Linked DNA regions of Mus musculus: regions 2 and 3 are each linked to region 1. The links are chromatin loops, found by intact Hi-C in ENCODE. Cell type or tissue: heart. All regions are shown on one strand.

The links. Hi-C counts contacts between places; a loop is a spot of excess contacts. Peaks named below come from ENCODE experiments on the same cell type or tissue, not always from the same donor. Only the 100,000 strongest peaks of a DNase experiment are listed, where the experiment ranks them.
Region 2: it touches region 1 in a loop (6-fold over the local background); 20 of 42 quality-filtered maps call a loop at or near these places.
Region 3: a loop joins it to region 1, with 3 times the contacts of the local background. A loop is called at or near these places in 9 of 42 quality-filtered maps.

What each region holds. Positions count from the first base shown.
Region 1 is chr6:122,869,479-122,877,478 of GRCm38, forward strand. It overlaps Necap1 (NECAP endocytosis associated 1), which reads left to right and starts at 5,079. Exons shown (of 8, transcript NM_026267.3): 1 at 5,079-5,185. The coding sequence starts at 5,091. In heart, a CTCF peak has its summit at 4,977; DNase peaks (open chromatin) are centred at 3,503 and 5,033; H3K4me3 peaks cover 1,971 bases; H3K27ac peaks cover 1,021 bases.
Region 2 is chr6:122,801,599-122,809,598 of GRCm38, forward strand. It overlaps a transcript of Slc2a3 not described here. Among named protein-coding and RNA genes, the nearest start is that of Foxj2, 15 kb to the right of the region's middle. In heart, a CTCF peak has its summit at 3,009; DNase peaks (open chromatin) are centred at 323 and 3,013; H3K4me3 peaks cover 1,030 bases; H3K27ac peaks cover 938 bases; H3K27me3 peaks cover 389 bases.
Region 3 is chr6:122,736,136-122,744,135 of GRCm38, forward strand. Slc2a3 (solute carrier family 2 (facilitated glucose transporter), member 3) reads right to left here and starts at 6,610. Exons shown (of 10, transcript NM_011401.4): 1 at 6,241-6,610; 2 at 4,253-4,345; 3 at 3,698-3,858; 4 at 923-1,163; 5 at 444-606. The coding sequence starts at 6,255. In heart, a CTCF peak has its summit at 4,002 (motif pointing right); DNase peaks (open chromatin) are centred at 3,996 and 6,396; H3K4me3 peaks cover 3,088 bases; H3K27ac peaks cover 2,227 bases; H3K27me3 peaks cover 1,528 bases.

The sequences.
Region 1 (8,000 bases):
ATCTCAGTGGGCTTTTGCAAATGGGAGCTCCTGTCTGGAAGAGAAGGGTGGGGGCCTCCTGGTCCACAACATCTTAGCCTTTGTCTCAAAACCTCTGTTTAACAGATACCTTTAAAGAAACTCTATTGTAGGACTGGCATGATAGCTCAGTGCGTAAGGGCACTTGCTGCCAAGTCTGACAAATTGAGTTTGATTCCCAGAACCCACATGGAGAAATGAAAGAAGTAATTCCCCGCAAGTTATCCTCTGACCTCTGAACGTAAGGCCCAGAACACACATACGCATGTGGGCACACACACGCATAAATAAATGTAGTAAGAACATTTAAAAGAATTTTCCTGATAATCAAAGCTCTGAACCACAGCGCGCAAGACTGTTCACGCAGCAAGCATTACTCTGGAAAGACATATTTTCTTAATGACGCACCCTTACTCCGACTCCACCAGTTTCATGGCATAGTAAGGAATGGCTACAGTTGGTGTGAAAAGCAAACGCTAGGCTTAGTGCCTTACTCTTCTAATTGCAGCTAGCGCTTGAGACATGCCTCACATTTTTGTTATGGGGATTCTTTGAGGGTGAATCACAGCCTCAAGCCTCCTGGGTCTGAATCATCCTTTGCAGTCGCTGCAGCAGAGCAAGAGGACAGGTTTCCCTGAAATCGTCAGGAAACGGAATCCTAACTTCTCATTTTCAACTTTAAGCCAGTGTCCCCAACTGAGACCGAGTCTTCGGCTTTTTAATGACCTGATCTCGTTTTCTCCACATAGGCAAAGATGGGTTTGACTCAAAGGACTGGGACTCAAAGTCATTTTGAGCTCCTGGCTAAATACTTGTCAGGTCCCATGTGCTGCTCAGGATGTTGAGAATAGCAAACAAACAAATTACTCCTCAGATTTAGAGATTATCAACTGAGAGTTGCAGGCTGGGCTAGTTTAACCTGACTCAGTAACTACAGCACAATATTCGTGTGTAAGGAGTAAGAGTGGCTACACTTAGGTCAATGGGTGACACTCTCCACTGTTTAATTTACATTACATGGACCTATGCTAGGGCTGATGTCATGTTTCCTACATGTACTTGTTGAATTGTTCATTTGTTTAATTTTAGTGTGTGTGTGTGTGTGAGATGACCTGTGTGGGAAGGTCAAAGGACAGCTTTCAAGAGTTGCTTCTCTCTTTCTACCTTTTTGAGGCAGGGTCTCTCTTGTTTCGGCTGTGCTGTGAAGCACAGGGCTGGCTGTCATTGTCTGCAGCTGTCTACTGTGGGCTCTAAGGGTCGAACTTAGGTCATTGGACTTGCATGGCAGGTGAGGTATCCACTCATCCATCTTGCAGGTCCAGGTTTCTACTAAAAGTATTTTGAATTATACATCTAGTACATGTATACCGTAAAGATCCTGTGCAGACATGCTTAAAGAGGAGTTAAGTTTCGTTTTCATGGTCTCTTTTCAAATGCGTTTCCCAATTGGTTACAGACGCTGGCTGTGTGTCCCCTTCTAAGTTTTCTATGTGTAGCTAAGTCTACACATAGAATGTTGTGTTGGTTAATGTGACTGCCAACTTCAGAGGATCCGACAACACCTTGGAAAAAGACTCTACACTTTTTATACTTGAGAAATAACTTTTGGCTTATTTTACATGAAAAGTTTATGTACACGATTCTGTAACTAGCATCTTGTGTGCTGCCCAGATGGTATAGTGCCATGTGGTGAAAAATATTACTTCAAAAATTATGAGACAAGTCAGGTGTGGTGGCACATGCCTTTGATCCCAGCAATCAGGAAGCAGAGGCAGATGGATCTCTGAGAATCCTGTGTGAGGCCAGTTTATTAAAAATGGTTTATTTTTATCTTATGAGCTTTGGTGTTTTGCCTGCATGTGTGTCTGTGTGAGGGTGTTGGATCCCCTGGAATTGGGTTACAGACAGCTGTGAACTGCCATGTGGGTGGTGGGAATTGAACCTGGGTCTATCTGGAAAAGTAGCTCTTAACTGCTTAGCCATCTCTCCAGCCTCAAGAGTTAGGGATATTATACCCTAATAAATACCATTGATAATGTTGTTCTGGACAAAGGTGTAAGGCAGAATTTATAAACTTGTTAAAAATAACTTTTTATGTGTGGGTAAAGATGATTGAAAAAGTAAATAAATATGTGACTCATTTTCATGGTTACATTGCATTAAAAGTAATCACAGTTTGAAATGGGCAAGGTGACATCATTTCCAAGAAAAGTGTTTTCCTACAACGTGGCTAAATCACATACACGTGGGAAGTCACACAGAAGAGAGATTTTTTTTTTTCAGCAGCTAATCTGAACCTGTGAGCTATGTAAGCTACTTGTCCTCCAGTGGTGGGTAGAAGTGAATTCTAGTTAAGGCACCCTAACATCCCCCCATTCCCCAATCAGGCAGGTGTTCACTACATAGCCCAGGCCGGCCTTAAACTCATCAAGTTCTGCTGGCCTGGGCTTCCTGGGTGCTGGGATTAATGTCACAGTCAAGGCATTATTAATTATTTTGATTGAGATTTGAACAAATGCTAACCAGGTCGTAATGATAATATAATACAAATATATCTACAGTTCTTACGATATACTAGAAATTGTGCTGAAGACCAGTGATACGGGGGCAACTGGGAACTCCTTTAGGGTACCTCATAATATAAGAATTTAAGGGCTGACTCAGATGGAAGCACAGGACGGTATTATTGGTTTAAAAGAAAAACATCCGACCAGGGGAGCTGTAGAACCTCAGCTGATGCTCAAAGGGGAATAAAGGAGGAAAGAAGGGAAGAGCCAAGCCATGCCACATAACCTGGGTTTGGTTCTAAGCATCATCATCTGTAACTCCACCTTGAGGAAATCCAGTGCTTTCCTCTGGTCTCTGTGGTACCCATAGACAAGCACTCGTACATTAAAAAGAAACAAGCAAGCAAACAGAAGATGAGGAACAAATCCCAGAGACAGTGATATTTAAATTAGACTTCAAGATCTTACTAAGGAGTAAGTGAGAAACATATGTGGACATACATGTTCAGAAGTAGAACTAAATATGGAGGTGAGTGTGCTTGCACCTGTAATAGCACTTAGGAAGCAGAAACAGGAGAAGCCTGGCCAAGAGAATGGGATGCTGCCACAAACAAACCACCACCAGGAAAATTAGGATAATATGGCCATCTAAATCAGAGAGGACACTGTAAGACCATGGAAAATGGTGTGCTGCACGTGTAGAAGAGGCCAGTGTGTATTTCCTCATTATTTTGCTAATATCCCGTATTATGTTTGTTGGTTTTAAAATACTAAACAAACTACAAATTCTTGGAGTAAGCTGCAGGTGGTTATCGTATATCATACCTTACATGTGGCAAGAAGGAGTGTAAGATTAGGGAGAGTTAACTATGTGAAACCAGAAGTCTCTAGGATGACCAGATTTGGGGAGAAAAAAATACATAGCACTTGAAAGGTGAACCAGGGGCTGGGGCCTCAGTAAGGGATTGTCAGCACTGCTGATCCAGAAAGAGGAAACGAAAGAGTTCAATGCGGTATAGTAACATGACCGAGGCTTCCGTTGAGATCATAGGTTTAGAAATAGGAAACCAGTAAAAGACCATTTTTTCTGTCTGTTTTCTTTTTTATGTCTCCATCCACAGTGTATGTATTCTCTTTATAACATGTGTTGGAGAAGTATATGATAGAAAAAAAAGTTTTTGGTTGGGGATGTAGCTAAATTGATAGAATGCTTGCCTAGTTCTCACAAAACCCTGGATGTGATCCAAAACACTGAAAAAAAGAAAAGAAAAGAGTGTGGTGACACATGCCTGTAATTCCAGTACTATGGTGGCAGGAGGATTACAAGTTCAAAGTCATTCTTTAGTACATAATGAGATGAGGGCCAGCCTGGACTACATTGAAACTCTGTCTCCAAATAAACAGACATGAACAAACAAAAAGCTAGTGGAACTGTTAAAGGCTACACCCACTTAATATTTGGAGAGTTCTGCTAAATGTCCCTTCAAAGCAGCGTTGGATCAATTTATAGTCCTGGCAACCGTAGCCAGTCTCTACATCCTTACCAGCCAATTAAAGTCTAATTCTTTTTTTTTTTTTTTTTTAAAGATTTATTTATTGGTTATATGTAAGTACACTGTAGCTGTCTTCAAACACTCCAGAAGAGGGAGTCAGATCTCGTTATGGATGGTTGTGAGCCACCATGTGGTTGCTGGGATTTGAACTCCAGACCTTTGGAAGAGCAGTCAGGTGCTCTTACCCACTGAGCCATCTCACCAACCCTAAAGTCTAATTCTTGTTGAACTGGCTTTGCTAGGCAAAGCAGACCAATCAGAAGTAAAAGTCAACCAGTCGATAGAATGCAATGAAAGAGGCTGCTACTGGTGTTTTGGGGGGGACAAGATAAGATCAGACTTGGTTTTGCCACTTGAAGTCAGTGCCATCTAAAACATTTCTAAGTTACACTGTTGTAAGCTTACATTTATTTGCGAGTGCACAAAGAACATATTTGTGGATAGAGCTGTTTAGTACTCATCGTGATGTGTAGCCAGCTGGGCTACTCATGCTGAGGGATGCTAGATAGCATTTAGCACTGTAATCAGTCATTTTAATATGGAGAAGTCACCAACAAAACCTACAAAATTGCAAAAAAACAAAACAACCCCATGGTAGCACTTAATAGATTATGCATTGGACACTTGCTTATGAGAACAGAATGAGAAAGCAGAGATTCATTTTGTCCAACCTCTGTTTTGTTTTCGTATATTCAGTGACTTTTTTTTTTTTTTTTTCTGGTTACCGTTTGAAGGTAGGTAAAAGAGAACTGAATTCTTATTTTTAATTTTTCGCTGGGGAAAGAGCCCAACCCGAGGCCTTGGCAGGCAAGTGCTCTACCACTGAGCCTGTCTTTGCCGTTACTCAAGATGGCGAGCCAGGCGCATCAGCGTTTCCAGATTGTAACAGGTTTTGCGCCGCCTAGAGGTTAACCTCGAAGCTGTACCCGAGCGGAAGTGACGCGAAGGAAGCCGTCGGCGTCTCAGCCCGCCCCCACCCGTGCCCCGCCCCCGCGGCGCTAGCGGAGCCAAGATGGCGGCAGAGCTGGAATATGAGTCCGTGCTGTGTGTGAAGCCCGACGTCAGCGTCTACCGGATTCCGCCGCGGGCCTCCAACCGCGGTTACAGGTACCCAGGGGGATTTGCAGCCGGCGCCCGCCGGGGTGACGGTTGTGTCCTTGGGCAGCAGCCATCGGCTCGAGCCGCTGCCGCCGTAGTTAGCCTGCCACCCGGGCTGCCGGCGGCTCCGTCTACTTTTCTGTTTTGCTGGAACTCTGATTTTGTTTTCTTTTCTTCCTGCCGTCATGCGTCTTTCCACCTCTCCTCCCCATCCCTCCCCCTGAGACATCGTCTGCTCCTCGTCATCCGCAATCCATTCATGCCTGCTCCATCTGTTACTCTTGCTGCGACCTTTGGCTTGTAATCCTCCACGCGCGCGTCCGCACACGCACACGGCACGCTCCCCCCCCTCCCCCCGCGCTTCTGATCCCGCCTGACACTTGTCCGGAATGGTAGTTTTGCTGTCCACTGTTTAGATGATCTATTTTAATTGATACTGTTGTCATTCTCGCCAAGTGTCATCATCCTTTAGTTTTTTTTTTTTTTTGGGGGGGGGGGGCGCAGTAGGCACACGTTAAGATCTTGTATTCCAGTGATGAGCTATTGCGTGTTTTCATTTTGTTTGTGTGTGTGTACCCCTCCCCCCCACACATTGATTATGTAGGGATTTCTGCCTTCCTATCAATCCAGTCACCTCTCTTAGAGCTTTCCCAGAGTCAGTGCAGCATTTTTTTTTTTTTTTTTTTTTTTTTTCCTCTTGTAAGGCCTGACAACCTTGTAATCCAGTGATTGAGGTTTTGGGCTGTTGTAGGATGTTAAGGAGTTCAAAGAGAATTCGCTGGGATTTGTGTTGAAAACTCTTTAGGTCTGAGCCCTCGACACTAAATAGCTGTGTAATTTATGAGCCAATCAATGTTTTTCTTCCCCAGGCCTTAAGGGTTCTCATTTGTAAAACAGGAGAAGTAGCGTGAGAAGACTGTGCACGTCTTGTGTACCTCACAGGTTTTTATTTGTTTTAGAGGTATGTGTATGGGTGTTTTGTCTGTCTGTATGAGTGGGTATGCCTTGTGCTCACAGAGGTCAGAGTGATGTTGTGAGACATCAGATCTCCAGGAACTGGAGTCACTGATGTTGGTGAACCATCATCTGGGTGCTGGCAACTGAACCCCTGTCTTCTGCAGGAGCAACAAGTGTTCTTAACTACTGAGCCATTTCCCCAACCCCTTCACAGGTTTTTTTTTGAGAGTTAAATAAAAGAGTATAGGGTAACTAAATCGTTATAAAAATACAGTACTAGTAGTATCCCTTTTCTGACCTACATACCTTCATGGTTTTTCTCTTGCTGGAAAGTTACCTTCTCCACATCTCCATTTTGCTTCCTAACCAGAGGGTCATTCATCATTGATGAGTTGTTTTGTACAGACCTGTGCAGTGGGCCCTACGAGTTGTATATCTTTTGGTAAAGGAGTTGCCACTCAGATCTCACATTGACCATGACTGAAACTCAGCATGATGGTAGTCACAGGTACCACGTTATGATTTAGCTTACACATTGCTCTACCTGAGTCTTTGGTTCAGGCCAGCTCTCTGCGGACTTCCATAGCACTTTATGTTCATCTCTATCTCTGCTTTACTGTCCAGTCTTCTGAGCTCCAGGGTGGAATGAATAGCCTGAAGTCTTGTTAAACTGTATCTGTGGGGACTGGAAGGACCAGCATAGTGTCTTGCACCTAGTAGGCACTCAGCAAATGCTCACTGGAAAAAGAAATTGGAGCCCATCTCAGGTAAAGTGCTTACTGTGAGGGCTGAAAAACCAGCATCTGATCTCCCAAATCCATGTGACTTTACACATTGTCTTCTGCCTGCCACATATGTGTTAGGGCATGGCTCACACACATATACATACATGGATAATACATTTAAAAAGAAGATATTGGATTATCCAACTAACCCAATCACATAAGCTAGCAATGGCTGAACTGCTAAGTAAAGGAGTCTCTCTAGGGGCTAAGGTACATTGAAGTCTTCTGTTTTTCTTTGACTTCAAGCCTCCCCGCCTCTGTCTACAGTCTCATTTATTTCATACCCTTTATCCTCTTATCAGGTCACTGCAGCATCCCATTAAAGCAGTTTCTTAATTTTTTTGTTTCCTATGCTTATTTTGATATTTCTTACTATCCAAGGGGCATCCTGTCGTTACTCACTCTTTCAGAATAGTGACTGAAAAGTAAAAAATGAAGTTTGCAGCTGCGAGTGGTGACACATACCTCTGATCTCAGCACGTGAGAGATGGAGGTATATGCGGATCAGGAGTGTAAGGCTATCCTTGGCTACAGGAGGCTCTATCTGAACCTCTGAAACAAGAACTGGACTGCAGAGGTGGCTCAATGGTTAAGAGCACTGCTGCTCTTTGTAGAGGGCCTAGGTTCCATTCTCAGCACATACAGTGGGAGGTTCAAAACTGCTGTAACCCCAGTTCCAGGGGATCTGATACTGTCTGGCCTTGACAATCACCTGTGTACACATGCATAAATAAAAAAAAAGAAAAGAAAAGAAAACCTTTGCCCTTCCCCCTAATAACATAAAAGCAAATACGTTTAACCTTTTATTTTGTAGGAAAGTCACTTCTTGAACTTTAATCTTCTCATCTTCAGAAATAAACATTGATTCTTAGCATGCAAGATACATTCACCTGGTTAGGTAAATGAAAACGTGTGAGGTTTTATGCATGTTTACACAGGGTCTCACAGTAGAGCCCCGTGGCTCCAAACTCCTGGAGATGTGCTGCCCAACTGTTGGGACTCAATGTTTTCACTACCACACCTGGCCAGTGAGGTTAGGTTTTAGTGTTGTTTGGAGACCAGCAAATTCAAGAATTCTTTAG
Region 2 (8,000 bases), 68 kb before region 1:
GCCCGGTGCCGAGCTCCGCCCAACCGCCCGCTTCGCAGCCCGGCTCTGCTCCGGGCGCCGCGCCGGAGTGACAGCACCGCCGCCACCGCCACCGTCGCAGCCGTTAGCCCCGCGCCGTCGCCAGCCCGCTTTCCGTTCGGAAGGGTCCGTTGACGGAGGAAAACGTGCCCGGCGCTCGCTTGCTCGCTCCGTCCACCCTGCACGCTCCACTTACGGCGAAAGCAAGGGTCCCTTCCAGGGCGGCCTGTCGCCTGCGTCCTGCTCCTCACCTGGCCACCAACCGATCAGGCGTAGTCTGGGGTCCCCGAACGTGTCAGCGCCCTGAGGCTTCACGTCCTGGGCCCCGCCATCCTCCGTGCCTCCCTTAAGAGGGAGTTGACATTGCTGCTTTAAGAGATACGGAACCCCCTCGCGCCTCTACTCCCCCAGGAGGGCGCAGAGCGGGTTCCGTGGAAGGAGCTGGTGAGCCCCTTCACAGCCCATGTGTTCCCCTTCGTCTTCAAAAGGACTCCGGTGCGGGTTTGGCGCTTTGGTATCATAAAGGTCTGCTACCCCGCTGGTGTCTTGTCAAGCAGACAACACGGCTAGGTTTGGGAGGCGGAAGGCCAGGCTTGCAGTAACTGCTGGCTCAAGTCAGCAAGATAACGTGACTTTTGAGGAGTGTGGAGGAGCTGGGGCTGGCAGGGTTTTCATAAAGATCAAGAACTGCACCTCTCAAAAAGGGTATTTGCAGTGAACGAACACGCGTGTGCAAAGGTGTGCACGTGAGTAAATCGCTAGGGAACTTCAAATTAAAGCTCCTTATGCCAGTAGGCACACACCGGAAGGCTGAGACAAGGGAGAAGGGAGGGGAAAGAAAGGAATGCCAAGCAAGCATCAGAGAATAGGACAGTCATACATTATTCTGGATTTTTTTTTAAAGATAAGGTCTTTATATAGCTCAGGGTGGCCCCAAACTCGCTGTGTAGTTGAGTCTGTCCTTAAATTCCTGATCATCCTGTAGGGTAAAAGAGCCCAAATCAGGGCCAAGAAAAAGAAGTCCACCAATCTCTGAACAGGAAACCTTACCAAGTCCAAGATCAGGAATTGAAATCCCACCAGTCTCCACCCTAGAAAGCCCCACCCTCCCCCATAATCCCTATATAAACCTTGTTTTCTGCTCACTTCCCTGTAACTTCACTCCTGAGCAGAGGCAGCCTCCCTCCGAGATTATCCCCTCCCAATAAATCTCTTTTTTGGGGTGGGGGGTGGGGTGGGGGTGGACAGGGAGGTTTCGAGACAGGGTTTCTCTGTGTAGCCCTGGCTGTCCTGGAACTCACTCTGTAGACCAGACTGGCCTCAAACTCAGAAATCCACTTGCCTCTGCCTCCCAAGTGCCAGGATTAAAGGTATGCGCCACCACTGCCGGGCTTCCAATATATCTCTTATGTGAAGTTTGTTGTGCAGTGTAACCTTGTGGTAGTCCTTGGCTCCCAATCGCCAGGATACCTTTCAGAGCAGAGTATAACAGTTTTTGCTGGGGAAAACTTCCTCAGCTAGAGCAGAGATGTAACACTTTTTTTGGGAGACCTTCCCCCAGCACAGGAGCAGAACGGTAGTAACTTCTGTAGGAGAAGCCTTGGAGCAGAGCTGTAACACTTATAGGAGAAACCTTTCCTTTTAGAGCTGCAGCAATCCTGAATACCAGGTAACAAGTATGGCCCACCACACTTGGCTTTGGTTTTGCCATTTTATTAAAAAAAAAAAGATTTCTCTCTCTCTCCCCCTCCCCCCTCTCTCCCTCCCTCTCTCCCTTCCTTTCCCTCCTTCTCTCCCTCTCCGTCTCTTCCTGCTTCCCTCCTTCCCTCCCTCTTGTCCTGGAAGAGCACCAAGTGCTTTGAACAGCTGAGCCATGTCTCCAGCTCTGGTTTTGGCTTTTTCTTTGGACAGGGTCTTACTCTGTGCCACAGACTAGCCTTGAACTAGTAGCAATCCTCCTGTCTCAGTCTTAAGTGCTGGCCTCAAACTCAGAACCACCACATATAGTTCATACATTGTTAATGGGTATGTAAATGGATAAATGGGACCCCCCCAAATGTTTGGAAAGCTGGCAATATTTATCGAAACAACATATGTCTACACTATGTCACTCTGATTCTGTTTCACATGTCTATTCATTCATCAGAAATCATACAATTCAAAAAATAGATGTTAGAATATTTGTTACAAGGTCATTGGCTTTTTTTTTTTTTTTTTTTTTTTTTTTTTGAGATAGGGTCTCTCTGTGTATCCTTAGACCAGGCTGGCCTTAATCTCAGAGATCTGCCTGCCTCTACCTCCCTTATGCTGGGATTAAAGGCATGTGCCACCACTGACTGGCTCTTGACTCTTATTTATTAATACATTTATGAGGAGGCATGTGTGGAAGTCAGAAGACATTCTGTGAGAGTTGGTTTTCGCCTTTTACCACAGGGGTTTGGAGTATCAGCCTGGGTCATCAGGCAGGGCAGAAGGTGCCTTTCCCTGCTAAGCTATCGCACAGCCTTAGTTCTTGCCTTCTTGAAAGAACTGAGTTAAGAGACATATACCATTCAATCAGAAGTTCACCTAGCAAAGCAAGCAGGCACTCCGATGAGAGATGGGGGTGGGCTACCACTAAGAACCTCGGAAGAGACTGGAGAACTGGCGGCATCATGGTGGGTACTGCACCATGGCTTCTTTTATGGAGGAAGGTCTAGGAGGAGAGGAGAGGTGGGAAACTGTGGTAGGGATGCAAAGTAGATGAATAAATAAATTTTAAAAGTTTCTATGACTATGAGGTAAGTGACATGCTCACAGGCTGAGGTATCACCCTATGGGGTGTACCTCCCTCACAGTCCCCTAAGAAAGGCCACAAGGCAGGGGGAGTCAAGACTTCACTGTGAACAGCAGTATGAGGCTGAGGTCTTGGAGGTTGGTACACACGTGCTTGAAAGTGCTCTGGTATCTTAGTTCTTGATATGGCAGGAACAGTCCATCTGCAGTTCGAGAATTAACCACAGAGGGGCACTGTGGTCATCAGGGACACAGCTTCCAAGATACAGCCATGGCTTTCTTGCTTATCTCATGTCTAACTGCTTTTTGAGACTTCTCAAGGTCCATCTATGACTCATGGTGCTTTGTCATTTGAGACATTCTAGTTAGCATTATTAATGGTTTTTCGAGATGCGGTTTCTCTGTAACAAGCCCCGGCTGTCCTGGAACTCGCTTTGTAGGCCAGGCTGACAGAGATCCACCTGCCTTTGCCTCTTGAGTGCTGGTATCAAAGGCATGCGCCACCACACCTGGCCTTTGTTATTTATTTTTTTAAATTGAACCTTTATCATGAAACCTGGAGCTAGGGCTGGAGAGATGGCTCAGTGGTTAGAGCACTGGTTGTTGTTCCAGAGGTCCTGAGTTCAATTCCCAGCAACCACATAGTGGCTCACAACCATCTGTAATGAGATCTGATGCCTTGTAGTGTGTTGAAGACAGTGACAGTGTACTTATATATACAAAATCTTTTTTTTTTTAAAGAAATATGCACTACAGTTACTTGGGAGCAAAGAGGGCATAAAATAGCTCCTTCCCCCAAGAATCACATTTATGGTGCTCTTAAATGCTGAGCCATCTCTCTAGCCCTTTTTTTTTTTTTTTTCTAAATAGGGTTTCTCTATGTAGCCCTAGCTGTCCCAGAACTCCATCTGTAGACCAGGCTGGCCTCGAACTCAGAGATCCACCTGCCTTTGCCTCCCAAGTGCTGGGATTAAAGGCGTGCACCATCACTGCCCGGACCTAATTTTTTTAAAAAAGAGATTTATATGAGTGTTTACTTTGCTGTATGTATGAGCACCACATGTATGTCTGGTGACCAAGAAGGCAAGAGGAGGGTGTCAAGATCTTGCACTCCACTCACAGCTAGTTGCTGCCATGAAGCAGACCTCTGCAAGAGGAGCAAGTACTCTGGGCCTCTGAGTCATCTCTGCAGCCCCCTGATTATTTTTGAGACATGGTCTCTCTCATATAGAAAGATGTGGGTGGCCAGGAATTCTCTATGTAGACCAGGTATCCTCAAACTCAGACTTGCCTGCCTCTGCCTCCTGAGTGCTAAGATTAAAAGCATGTGCCACTACATCTGGCTCCCCTAATTTTCCTTTTAAAAAAAAAATTACATTGGGCTGGAGAGATGGCTCAGCAGTTAAGCACACTGACTGTTCTTCTGGACGTCCTGAGTTCAAATCCCAGCAACCATATGGTGGATCACAACCATCCATAATGAGATCGGATGCCCTCTTCTGGTGTGTCTGAAGACAGCTTCAGTGTACTTACATATAATAAAGAAATCTTTTAAAAAAAATTTACAGTTATACGTGTGTGAGTGCCTGAGTACACAGGTCTTATAATATGGGTATGGAGGTCAGAGGACAATTTGCAAGAGTCACTTCTTTTTTTTTTTTTTTTTTTTCTTTTTTTTGGAGACAGGGTTTCTCTGTATAGCCCTGGCTGTCCTGGAACTCACTTTGTAGACCAGGCTGGCCTCGAACTCAGAGATCCACCTGCCTCTGCCTCCCGAGTGCTAGGATTAAAGGCGTGCGCCACCACGCCCGGCTAAGAGTCATTTCTTTCCTACTACATGGGTCCTGGAGATTAAATTCAGGTAGTCAGGTTTAGTGGCAAGCACCTTTGTATAAGGAGCTCTGTTATTGTTTATTTTTTAATTAGTATGCAAAAACTATGAGTTTCTTTAGGATTTTTCCATTAATTTATTCACTTTACTTCCCAATTCCAGCCCCCCACCTCCTCCCAGTCCTTCCTCTGATGGCCCCTCCCCCAACTGCCCCTCCCCTTCATCTCTAAGAAGGGGGAGGTCCCCCCCTGGGTACTAACCCACCCTGGCACTTCAAATCACTGCAGGACTTGATACATCCTCTTCCACTGAGGCCAGATAAGACAACCCAGTTAAGGGAACCACAGGCAGGTAACAGACCCAGGGTAAGTCTCAGTTGTTGGGAGACTTGCATAAATACCAAGTTGCACATCTGCTATATATGTGCAGGGGGGTCTAGGTCCAACCCTTGTATGCTCTTTGGTTGGTGTTCAGTCTCTGGGAGCCCCCAAGGGTCCAGCTTAGTTGACTCTGTAGGTCTTCTTGTAGAGTCCCTCCAAACCCTTCTCTCAACTCTTCCACAAGACGTCCTAAGCTCTATCTAATGTTTGGCTTTGGGTCTCTGCATCTGTTTTCATTGGCTGCTGGGTGGAGCCTTTCACACTAGGCTCCTTTCTGCAAGCATAGCAGGGTATCATTAATAGTGTCAGGGATTGGTTCTTGTCCATGGGATGGATCTCAAGTTAGGTCAGTCATTGGTTGGGGAACCTAAGGATAGTTCAAACATGCATATTGCATTTTGCTTATAGTCTCACTCCCCACTTACCCTTCCTTGGGCTACCTCCCACTTTCCTTGGTCTCCTTCCTGCTGGTCCCTTGTGCTTCAAAAGTGTTTTAGGGGAGTTGGAGAGATGGTTCAGTTTGATTCCCAAACACCCACATTGTGTAGCTCTGACCTGTGTTGAACTCCAGCTCCAGAAGGTTCTGATAGAGTCAATAGACTCTGGTCTCCATAGACACCTGTATTCAAGTACACTTTGGAGGTAGAGACAGGCAGATCTCCATGAGTTCAAGGCTAGCCTGCTCTATATAGCAAGTCCTAGGCCAGCCAGGGCTGCACTGTGAGACCCTGTTTCAAAACAAATAATAAATATATATATATATATATATATTTTAAAATTAAGATGTGAAGAAGCTGAATAATTAGATTTCTCTCAATTTCAGTTCAATGAACACTCGTTTTAGAATCATGACCATAATACACTAGTAAATACTAAGGGTAGTTTGAGGGATCTCTCTCTGACTTTGTGAATGCATAGTTTAGGAGGGGATTTAAACATAAGAGTCATTGCTTGGGATCAGTCTGATATGGCTAATTAAAGTAAATATTTATTTTTATGTGTGTGTGTGTGTGCGCGTGCCTGAGTGTACTTATGTGTACCACATGCATGCAGAAACCCAAGACCATCAGAAGAGTCTCCTGGAACTGGAGTTACAGGAGATTGTGAATGACATCATGGGTGCTGAGAACCAAATGAGGGTCTCCTTCAAGAGCAGTAAGTGCTCTTACCCGTCCAACCACCTCTCCAGCCAATAGGGCAAATTGTTAGGGAAAGTTCAGAATACTTTATCTGAAAGGAAGTTGGGGAAACATGAATGTCGCAGTATTTCTGAGACAGAAGAAACCTAAAGGCCAGGTGTGGTGGGATACACCTGTGATCCTAGCCCCTTTGAGGAAGAGGCAGGACATCAGGAGTTCTAGGTCACCCTTGCCTCTCTGTCCCAAGAACTAGCTGTGTACCATCATGTGGCTCTCTCATATGGTTCTTGTAGGCAGGGATTAGAGTGATGGACTATCTCAAATTTTTTTAGAACTGAGGAGTGGGTCTTCTTTGCTAAGTACAGATGAGAGGCCAAATCTTTAAATTCAGACTCCATTTTTAGAGAACCTGACCTAACTTTGAACTCAGGTAAACTAACAGGCCAGTACCTAGCATTAGTGTCCAAGTTAGCCCCCAACAAAACCAGAGCCTAGCTCGAGTCTCTAGGCTCAACCCCCAACAAGACCTGCATCTCCAGGTTACACCCCTAACAAGACCAACATTCCCAGGTTACTACCCCAACACATCTGCCTCCCCAGGTTACAATTCCACCCCTTGCCTAACAGCCACCAATGCAGAGGGGAGTAAAAATTAAGTTTATTATTTAATTTCCAGCACCAGCCAGTTATGCTAAAGGCCATAGTAGCTTTCCAATTAGATGCTTGCACACTTATCCCCAACTTGCTGCTTACTATAAAACCTTGCCCCAATAGATATTCTAGGTTCCCTCTCCACCAAGTCGGGGATGAGCTAGCTTGAAAAGAATTAAGACCCTGCTGTGAGTTGCATCAGATCAGCTCCTGTCTGTTGTGTGTGTGTGTGATCACTAACACTTCCCTGGCACTACACAGAATATTCCTGGACAACCTGGGTCTGTGGTCTTTGTAACAGGGACTTGGCCTGATGCACCTTCCAGCTGTTGAAGTATCTCATACAAAGTTGAAAAGTATCTCATACAAAGCAGGTGTTGAAAAATGTCAAAAACTACTTATTGGAGTTATAGGGTGGAAATTAATAAAGGAGGCCAGGATTTTTAGCTATAAATTATGATCTGCATACTTTACAGATATGGAATGTAAAATAAAGCACCTATGGCTTGCTAGCATGACTATGGGACAGTGCTGGCTTTAGTCTACCATTCCAGGACTAATCACTATTACTTCATGGGCATAGTTGGCTGTCAAGGCCATAGTAGCAACAACAGTAGCTTTCTGATGCCTGGCTCACAGCACCGCTCAGTGGGGTCATCAAGTTAACAATGTCAGCAACACAGTGCTGATTCCTTACCCTCTGAGGCTCCCTGGAAGATGAGCTCAGTAGTTGAATTCTTGGAGTCATTTCTCCCTTTTTTTTCCCTAAAGATTTATTTTTTATTTACATGAGTACACTGCAGCTGTCTTCAGACACACACCAGAAGAGTGCATCGGATCCCATTACAGATGGTTGTGAGCCACCAAGTGGTTGCTGGGAATTGAACTCAGGACCTCTGGCAGAGCATTCAGTGCTCGTAACCACTGAGCCATCTCTCCAGCCCTCTTGGAGTCATTTCTAAGATGCTGCAGCACTTGCAACAATTTTGTAAGCACCGAGTCCCCGTCATTAAAACCTTTTCTACATAAAGCCCTTTCTATTCACTGTAACCTACCCTGCCAAATGTAATGCACAGCTAAGCAAACCCCCTCCTGTCTCCCCATAAACACCCATTGCATTGAACTATATCTGGCTGTTCTGGAACTCAAGTAGGCTAGGCTGTTCTCAAACTCAGATCTGCCTGCTTCTGCCTCCTAAGTGAGGAG
Region 3 (8,000 bases), 130 kb before region 1:
ACATGGCCTCCTGCCTCGCTTTCATGCTTTCCCAGATATCATCTATAGTACGCACCAGGCAATTGTGTTTAAGTTGGTCTGTCCTGAGGAAGCTCTGAGAAAGGGCTGTGCTGTTAGGTTAATATTTAGTATGCTCTCACTGGTGTTCATTTACATGTTCATCTGAACTCAAACGACCTTCTTTGTCACATCCGTGTATATAAGGTACACACACTGAAAATGAAGTAAGGTTGTGCACAGCAATAGACTATAGGTCTTTCAGGTCCGCAGATCCCTGGTCTCCCAGACACAGAGCTGCCCGGGTCAGCAAAAGTCCACAATCAGAAAACTCTTCCTGCACATGGAGATCCAGGCAAGGGGGGCGACAAGAAACACACCCAATGTCCTCACCCTTAACCACGCACAGAACCACGCTCCTGAGGCGACAAGCAAGCAGCACTTACTCTCTGTAGCTTGGTCTTCCTCCTTTTTGTTAATGAGCAAGAATCTTGGACTCTCAGGGCAAAATGGAAGGGCTGCGCTTTGCAGGATAGCTGGAATGATGGTTAAGCCAAGGAGCCCAGGCCACAGTTCTTCAGAGCCCAGAATAAAGTCCAAACCAAAGATCTTAGATGCAGACAAAGAGAAATGTTTAACCTCAATTGTATTTCTATGCCATAATTGCACCATTAAAAAAAAAAATCACGTATCCTTTTACCATAAATAGGAAAGAGAAAACAAATTGTTTCTATTTCTTTCTGGGCCCTGCCTGTATCATTAGGTACCGTATGAACTACAGTAATATCTGAAACATGTACATATAAATACACAATTGAACACATGCCAGATCTAGATAGAGTGCTTCACGTATGTCAGTTCATTCATGGCGCACAGAGCTAGCTAGCGTCCATTATTATTATAATACATAAAACTGTAAGGGTACCTGAGCTACCAGAATCCCAACAACGATGCCCAGCTGGTTTAGTGTGCCAAATGCACCCCGAAGGGCAGTGGGAGACACCTCTCCAATGTACATAGGCACAAAGCCCGTGCACAGGCCACAGAAAATGCCAATGAGTAAGCGGCCCAGGATCAGCATTTCAACAGACTCCGCTATCTTGGCGAATCCCATAAGGCAGCCCGCAATGATGGCCAGCAAGTTGACTAGAAGCATAGAGTTGCGTCTGCAAGGTTAAAGACAAAGTGGTTAGTAACGCGCGCGCGAGAGAGATCCCCTGTCTGTCTCTCCTCATCCTTTTGCTCTTCTGAAGCCTCCGTAGATGTCAATCTCTTTCCTTTTTGCTGCTGTGGGCTTGTGGACTTGAGGGACCCTCCTCACCACTTCGCTATACCTTAGGGTTTCTTTTTATTCTGTACTGTGTTTGTGTTTGAGTGTCCAGGTGCCAGTGTGCCACAGGGCACATGTGGAGTTCAGAGGACAACCTTTGTGGCTGGCTGGAGTTGGTTCTCTTTCCACTTTTATGTGGATCCCGAGGACTTACACACCTCAGGTCATCGGCTTCATGACACAGGCTTCTCCGTACTGAGCTACCGTGCCAGCCCCATTTTATCACATTTCATTACAGAACTCATACTGCAAAGACGGTCGGATATTTAGGACAATTTTTTTTAATCCTTTCCTGAATCCTCAAAAGGTCTGTGTCAAGTAGTTAAGGGCTAGTTAGTACTAATCAGTACTGAAACTGGTGTGACTAATGCTTTATAAGCTAAGCTGGCAGCAGAGCCACTGACACAGCTGAGACAGAAGAGACTAGCCCTGAGAACCTTCAGTGGCTGAGGGGCCTTGGGATTCTGGCGGTAAAAGGTCCCGCTGTGCAGCCCAGGTTAGCCCCAAACCTGCTTGGCCTCCTGAGCACCACCATGCCCAGCGGACCTGTGAGATTCTTTGCTCAAATAGACTAATAAACTATAAAGGGAGCTGGGAAAATGTCGACACATAGTTCCCATGCCCTAGGGACCCACTTAATTGTCTCAGAGTACGAGGTATCCCTGGGACTCCTGAGTGTGCAGCCAAGATGCACAAATACCATTAAGAGGGGAAAAAAATTTAAAACTCTTAAGTTAAAATTTAAAAAGTTACGACAAGTTGTGGTCCCAGCACTCCCGAGGCAGAGGCAGATTGATCTCTGAGTTCAAGGCCAGCCTGGTCTAAGGACAGCCATGGCTACAAAAAACCTTGTCTTAACAAAAACAAAACCCCCCAAAAAACAAAACAAACAAATGAAAACAAACAAACAAACAAACAAACAAAAAACCCAAAACACCTCTTTTTCCATTCTCTTCTTTAGTGAGGTTCTTTGTCTAAAGGGAAAAAGTCACTGGAGTCTGAGTCATGAGACACCATTAAAAATACCAAAATAGTGGGCTGGAGAGATGGCTCGGTGGTTAAGAGCACTGACTGCTCTTTCAGAGGTCCTCCTGAGTTCAGTTCTCAGCAATCACATGGTGACTCACAACCAACTGTAATGGGGTCTGATGCCCTCTTCTGCTGTGTCTTAAGACAGCTGCAGTGTACTCATAAAGTAAATAAATTTAAAAACATAAAAACAAAATAACAGATAAGCATTATCCAATAATAGGTTTGCTTTACTAATTACCATGATTTCAATTTACATGTCTAGAATATATAAATTTAACTTTTTAAGATAACGAAGTTTTTCACTTTAATTGTGTTTGCGTGTGGCAAGATGTATATTCCACAGAGAGCATGTGCTATATTGTTTGTGGAGGTCATCAGAGTTCAACTCATGTAGGTAGGTTCTTTCCTTCTACCTGTGGATTCCAGGCTGGCCCCAACCCATAATCCCCGTGCCTGAGTCTCTGGGGTGCTAGCATTGTGTGTTTGCGCTGTCTTGCCCGGCTGAGTATCTTATGTGACTTTGACTCCATTACCAGTCATCTCTGGAAGCATATGACCCTTAAGACATGGTACTATATCAATCAATGTCTCTTTGGGGAGGGAAATCAAGTTATTTAGCCATCATTTACATTTTCCACATGGCAAGGGCTGCAGAAAGTATTTATTTATTTATTTTTTAAAAGGCGTGCGCCACCACGCCCAGCTAAGATTTATTTATTTTTATTATATGTAAGTACACTGTAGCTGTCTTCAGACACTCCAGAAGAGGGAGTCAGATCTCATTACGGATGGTTGTGAGCCACCATGTGGTTGCTGGGATTTGAACTTCAGACCTTCGGAAGAGCAGTCGAGTGCTCTTACCCACTGAGCCATCTCACCAGCCCGAAAATATTTATTTTATAAAATAATGAAAAGACTTCCAAGAAGTCTCCAAAAATTTCAGAAACAAAAATAACTTCTGGCTGGATGTCATGGCACCCAGGAAGCAGAGGCAGGCGGCTGGACCTCCGAGTTTGATAGAGGCCAGCCTGGTCTACACAGTTAGCCAGTGACTGCCTTGGGGGTGGGGTGGGAGGGAGAAGCAACCTTTGTCCTTAAAAGAAGTTTAAGGAACTCCGTTGCTGACCTCACTCTAGCAAAATTAAACCAGCCTGGGAGCTAAAATGGGAACTTCCGAGAGCAAGGTCTCACATCGCAGCTCTCTAGGCAGGTGGACTAGCTTTCCCCAAGGATAACCCAACACGTTCCCACACAGCATTATCCCCCTGACCCGATGTGCTCTGCTGTCTTTCGGGTAACCAGTGCAGGCAGACTCCTGGCCCAGTGTCTGCTCAGTACCTGCCAAAGCGGTTGACAAAGAGTCCAACAGAAAAAGAGCCAATCATGCCACCAACAGAGAAGATGGCCACACATAAGGACCAGAGGGCAGTCAGCAGTCCCTCACTTGGTAGGTCTTCTAACCGCTCTTCCAAAGTGTAGTTAAGAAAGTCCTTTAGGATCTGCACGAAAAAATGCACAGTGTGAGGACAGACCATTAAATCTCGATGAGAGTAGTAGGCAAATCCTAGGGTGGCTTCCTTAGAGGCCAGGATCAGGAGGGAGGAAAGGCACGTGCTTTGAAAAGGGCATCACCCTAAACGTCCAGTAGGTGGCAGCACAGATGTTCAAAGGGGCACCCCACCCAGTCACGACTTCCCACGTTCTTAGGAATCCCTAAAGAATAATATAGGAAAAGGATCACAACTCGGTGAGGGGGCAGAGCCTGAGGAGCAAAGAGCTTGCCTTAGCTTCTTCCACAGTGTGCTAGCCCTCCCCCACCTTAGCCAGGCATCTTAAAGTCCCAGTCCTACTTAAAACTCAGTTTGCAATCCCTTTTCATTTCGGCACACTCACTGTCTCAGGTGCATTGATGACTCCAGTGTTGTAGCCAAACTGGAAAGAGCCGATCGTGGCAACAGTCACGGCGAACACCAGAGATGGGGTCACCTGGAGAGCAAGCAGACAAGGGGAAATGCTTACACACTTTGACCAGTGACATTCTTTCCCTTCCCAAGGATGCCTGCTTGGAGTCCATCTTAAGGCATTTCTCCTGCCTTTGCTTAGAATGCCAGGATTTCAGGCGCATTTGGAGAGAAAGACCTAAAAAGGAATTTAAGTCAATTCTCTTGGCCTCATCTACATAGCTAGTACCAGGCCAGCCAGGCTACACAGTGAGACCCTGTCTCAAAAAACAAAAACAAAAAAAAAAAAAAACCGAAAAGCAAAAACAAGACCATTTCACCAGCCGGACTAGGGTGGTGAACAACTGTAATCCTAGAACCCTAGGATCCTGAGTTCAAAGTCCGCCTGAACTAAATTTCTCAAAAAGAAAAGGCAACCAAAAACGTCACCAGATAGACACAGGTATCTGACTGCCCTAGGGAACGGTGAATGCAGGGTTGTGGAATACTATCGGTGAGTTCATGGCTAGTCCAGGCTTACAGTGAGATCTTGTCTCAAAACATAAAACATAACAGACCCAAACCCCTCAAAGCATAGAGGGCAGAACCAGACTCCATGTGGGTCCACCACGCCTCACAGACTGTAGAGGCCAGAACAGGAGCAGGAAGGAGCAGCCACACCAGCATGGTAGATGGCAGGTGACCCCCTTCTCCCCCCGCACCACCCCCCCCCCGACCCCCAAGCACCGGAACTAACCGTGTGAATTCCTTTTTCTCCTCTCCCACCACCTGTTTCTCTCTCATCTCCTCTTCCTCTCTTTGAGAGGAGGTCCCACGCTCTGTACTCCAAGCTAACCTCAAGTCAGCTCCTCACTTCTCCTGCTTCAGCCTCTCAGGTTTGGAGTCACAGGTGCGAGGTGCTATGCTCAGATTTTTATTTTTCTTATCTCTAGACTACCCAACCCACCAGCAACATCCTGGGCCCTCTTGAGAGTCTTCCTGTTCTCTAAATATGGTACCATTCTCCGCCCAGCTGGCCAGAGCCTCTGCTCATTTTAAACACATTATTAGGAGCCATTTTTAGCAAGGGGGGATCAGGCAGACATCTCCTCACCTTGCTGGGAAATCACTCAAGCAGGCAGGGACATCTCAAAACTGGAGTCTGAGGCCGACCTATTTGGCCTGCTACAACCTCTTCACCTGTCCTTAAGTTCCTCTTAAGGTCACTCCCGGTGGCAGGCTGGGAGCGTCTAGCAGCGAGCTGACCTTCCCGGCAGCCTCCCAGTCTCTCGGTGGTTAAGTGCTGTCCCTTCCAGGCGAAGGCCCTTTCCTTGTTGTAAAACCCTCTTTACAGACATCCCCTCTTTTATCCTGATTTTTTTTTCACGGTCTCTTAATTTACTTAATTTCCAAGTTAATCTTCGTGGAAATGCCCTTTTCCTTACAAATACTGCCTTCCTCCCTCCGCCCACACTAACTCCGATACATCCTGCACTCACAACCATAGTAAGGACAACTGGACTTCCCTCCCCACAGTACCGGGAACCCAAGGACCGATAGCGGGATGCTGAACAGCAAACCCAAGCCAACCCCACGTCCTCTCAAGGTCTAAGCCTTTCCCAAGCCTTCCAGCTGGCTCCGAGACCCCCGCGGCCAAGTCCTACCCTCTTCGCTCTCATCACAGCTACCTCAAACACACCCGAGAGGCAAACAGCTTCTGAGGTGACTTTCACGTGCTAAGAAGGTGTCCGAGAGGATCCTCGTCAGGTAGGAGATGCCTAGAACGCTAACACTAGTATCGAATTGCTTGCTGGAGCTGATAAGAAAAGGCCTCCGTCCGGATGGCTCGGTGACTTAGGAGAAACCGGAGCACGGCGATCCGCACCACGACCTACCTCCGTGAGGACCCCAAACAAGCAAATAAAAACAACCAGCTCTTACCTTCGTTGTCCCCATGGTCCCAACCTAGTTCTCAAGTCTTAAGGTAGATCTAGAGGTATCCAGCCAATGTTCTCGGCAGCAAGTGTTCCTCGGGTCCTACAGAAGCCGCTCTCAGAAGGCTTAAGGACTATCACCGAAAGCATCACAGCCCGAAGCCCAGCCTACCTATTTATAATCTCTGCAAGGGGTGGAGCCTTCAACCTCCCACCCCCCAATCCTTAACCTGTGACCCCAGGAATTCAGTGACCTCTTATCTGATCTTCACCGCTCCACCCCCAGCCCCTGTCCTTTGCAATCAACCACCATCACCCACCCCCTCCTGCTTTTTACCACATCCTCCTCGTGGTTCTTTTTTTTTTCCCCTCAAAGCGCTTCCAAATTCCTTCCCCTTTTCAAGAGCCGACAGCCTTTTTGTTTCACAGAAAAAAATACTAAAACAAAGTTTGGAGGGCGGGCAAATTTGAAGGCAGTCGGGATGGAATCAGTCTAAACGCAGAGTAGAGTCAGTGCTGCTTTTAGTTGAAAGTCATCCAAGGAGCAGGAAGCAGAGAATTGATAATGCGTTTTCATTATAGGCTGGGTGTACTCGCCTTGAAGGAGGGAAAGGCGAGGCAGTCCAAGAAAACGCATCCAGGTGTGAAGGCAGCCTTCTTGACTTGAGGCTCCAAGAAGGATCAAGTGAAGTACACAGCCCCAATTCCTCACCACAGCATACGCCACCCCACCCATTGTGAATTCTGCCTCTCTCAGCTCTGTTTTGAGATTAACAGCATCTAGAAACACAACAAATATCTAATTCAACTTACAGATTTTTGCTGAGTGCATAGCTCTCAAGCGGGAAGAAAAAATTAAGAGCTGGGGTGGAGGTGTCTCGCAGTGGTATAGCACTTGCCGCGGCTCTAGGTTAAACCCCCAGAACAATCAGTCTAGGGTAACTGATTCTCATATAAGAAACGTTTGCTAACATACTATTACCTAGGGATTGTGTGTCTCTCGAAAGACAAACTTGAGACAAGTACTTCACTACCACACTGAAAGAAACCTAAAAAGTTGGGTACGCGAAAGGAGAGCTTACAGAGAGGCCTGCGATGGCCTGCAGGAGGCAGGCACATTTCAGGTGAGCTCCAGAGTGAAGCAGCTGAGCACGTGATAAACGTGTGACACTGAGGCTCTAGGCTCTGACTCCCGGTGCGGGGGAGGGAAGGCGACCCCTCCCCTGAAGAGTGATTTGGTATAGGCTCGAGGAAGGAAAGGCATCTTCAGTCCCTAGCTTTCTGGGCAGAGATCTAGACTGATGGACTGAACTGAAGCAAACCTGGTCCCTTTCTCCTTAAAGGAGGGTCTTTGCCAAATCGGATGCTTGCTGAGAAAACTGAGGTGGAGTGAACCGGACCGCGCAAGAAAATCATCCCCGAGGTTGCACCCCCTTGCTCTCGTCATTTTTCTTTCCTAGAAGCACTGAGTCGGAAGCGCCGTTTAATTACCACAGCAACTGAATCTAGCAGCTAAAGAAATAGTAAAGCCCAAAGGCCAGTGCCTGCCAGTAGAAAGAGAATCCAAGCCACTTGGTGCAACATTCCATTTTCCTGTAGCCACATTAGAAATAATGAAGGTTGTCAAGATGGCTTAGCAGGTAAAGGCACTTGCTGCCAAGTCTGGAGACCTGAGTTTCATCCCCACGACCCACACATGGTGTCAGGAGAAAACCAAGTCCACAAAGTTGTCCTCTTTTTGTTGTTTTGTTTTGTTTTGTTTTGGAA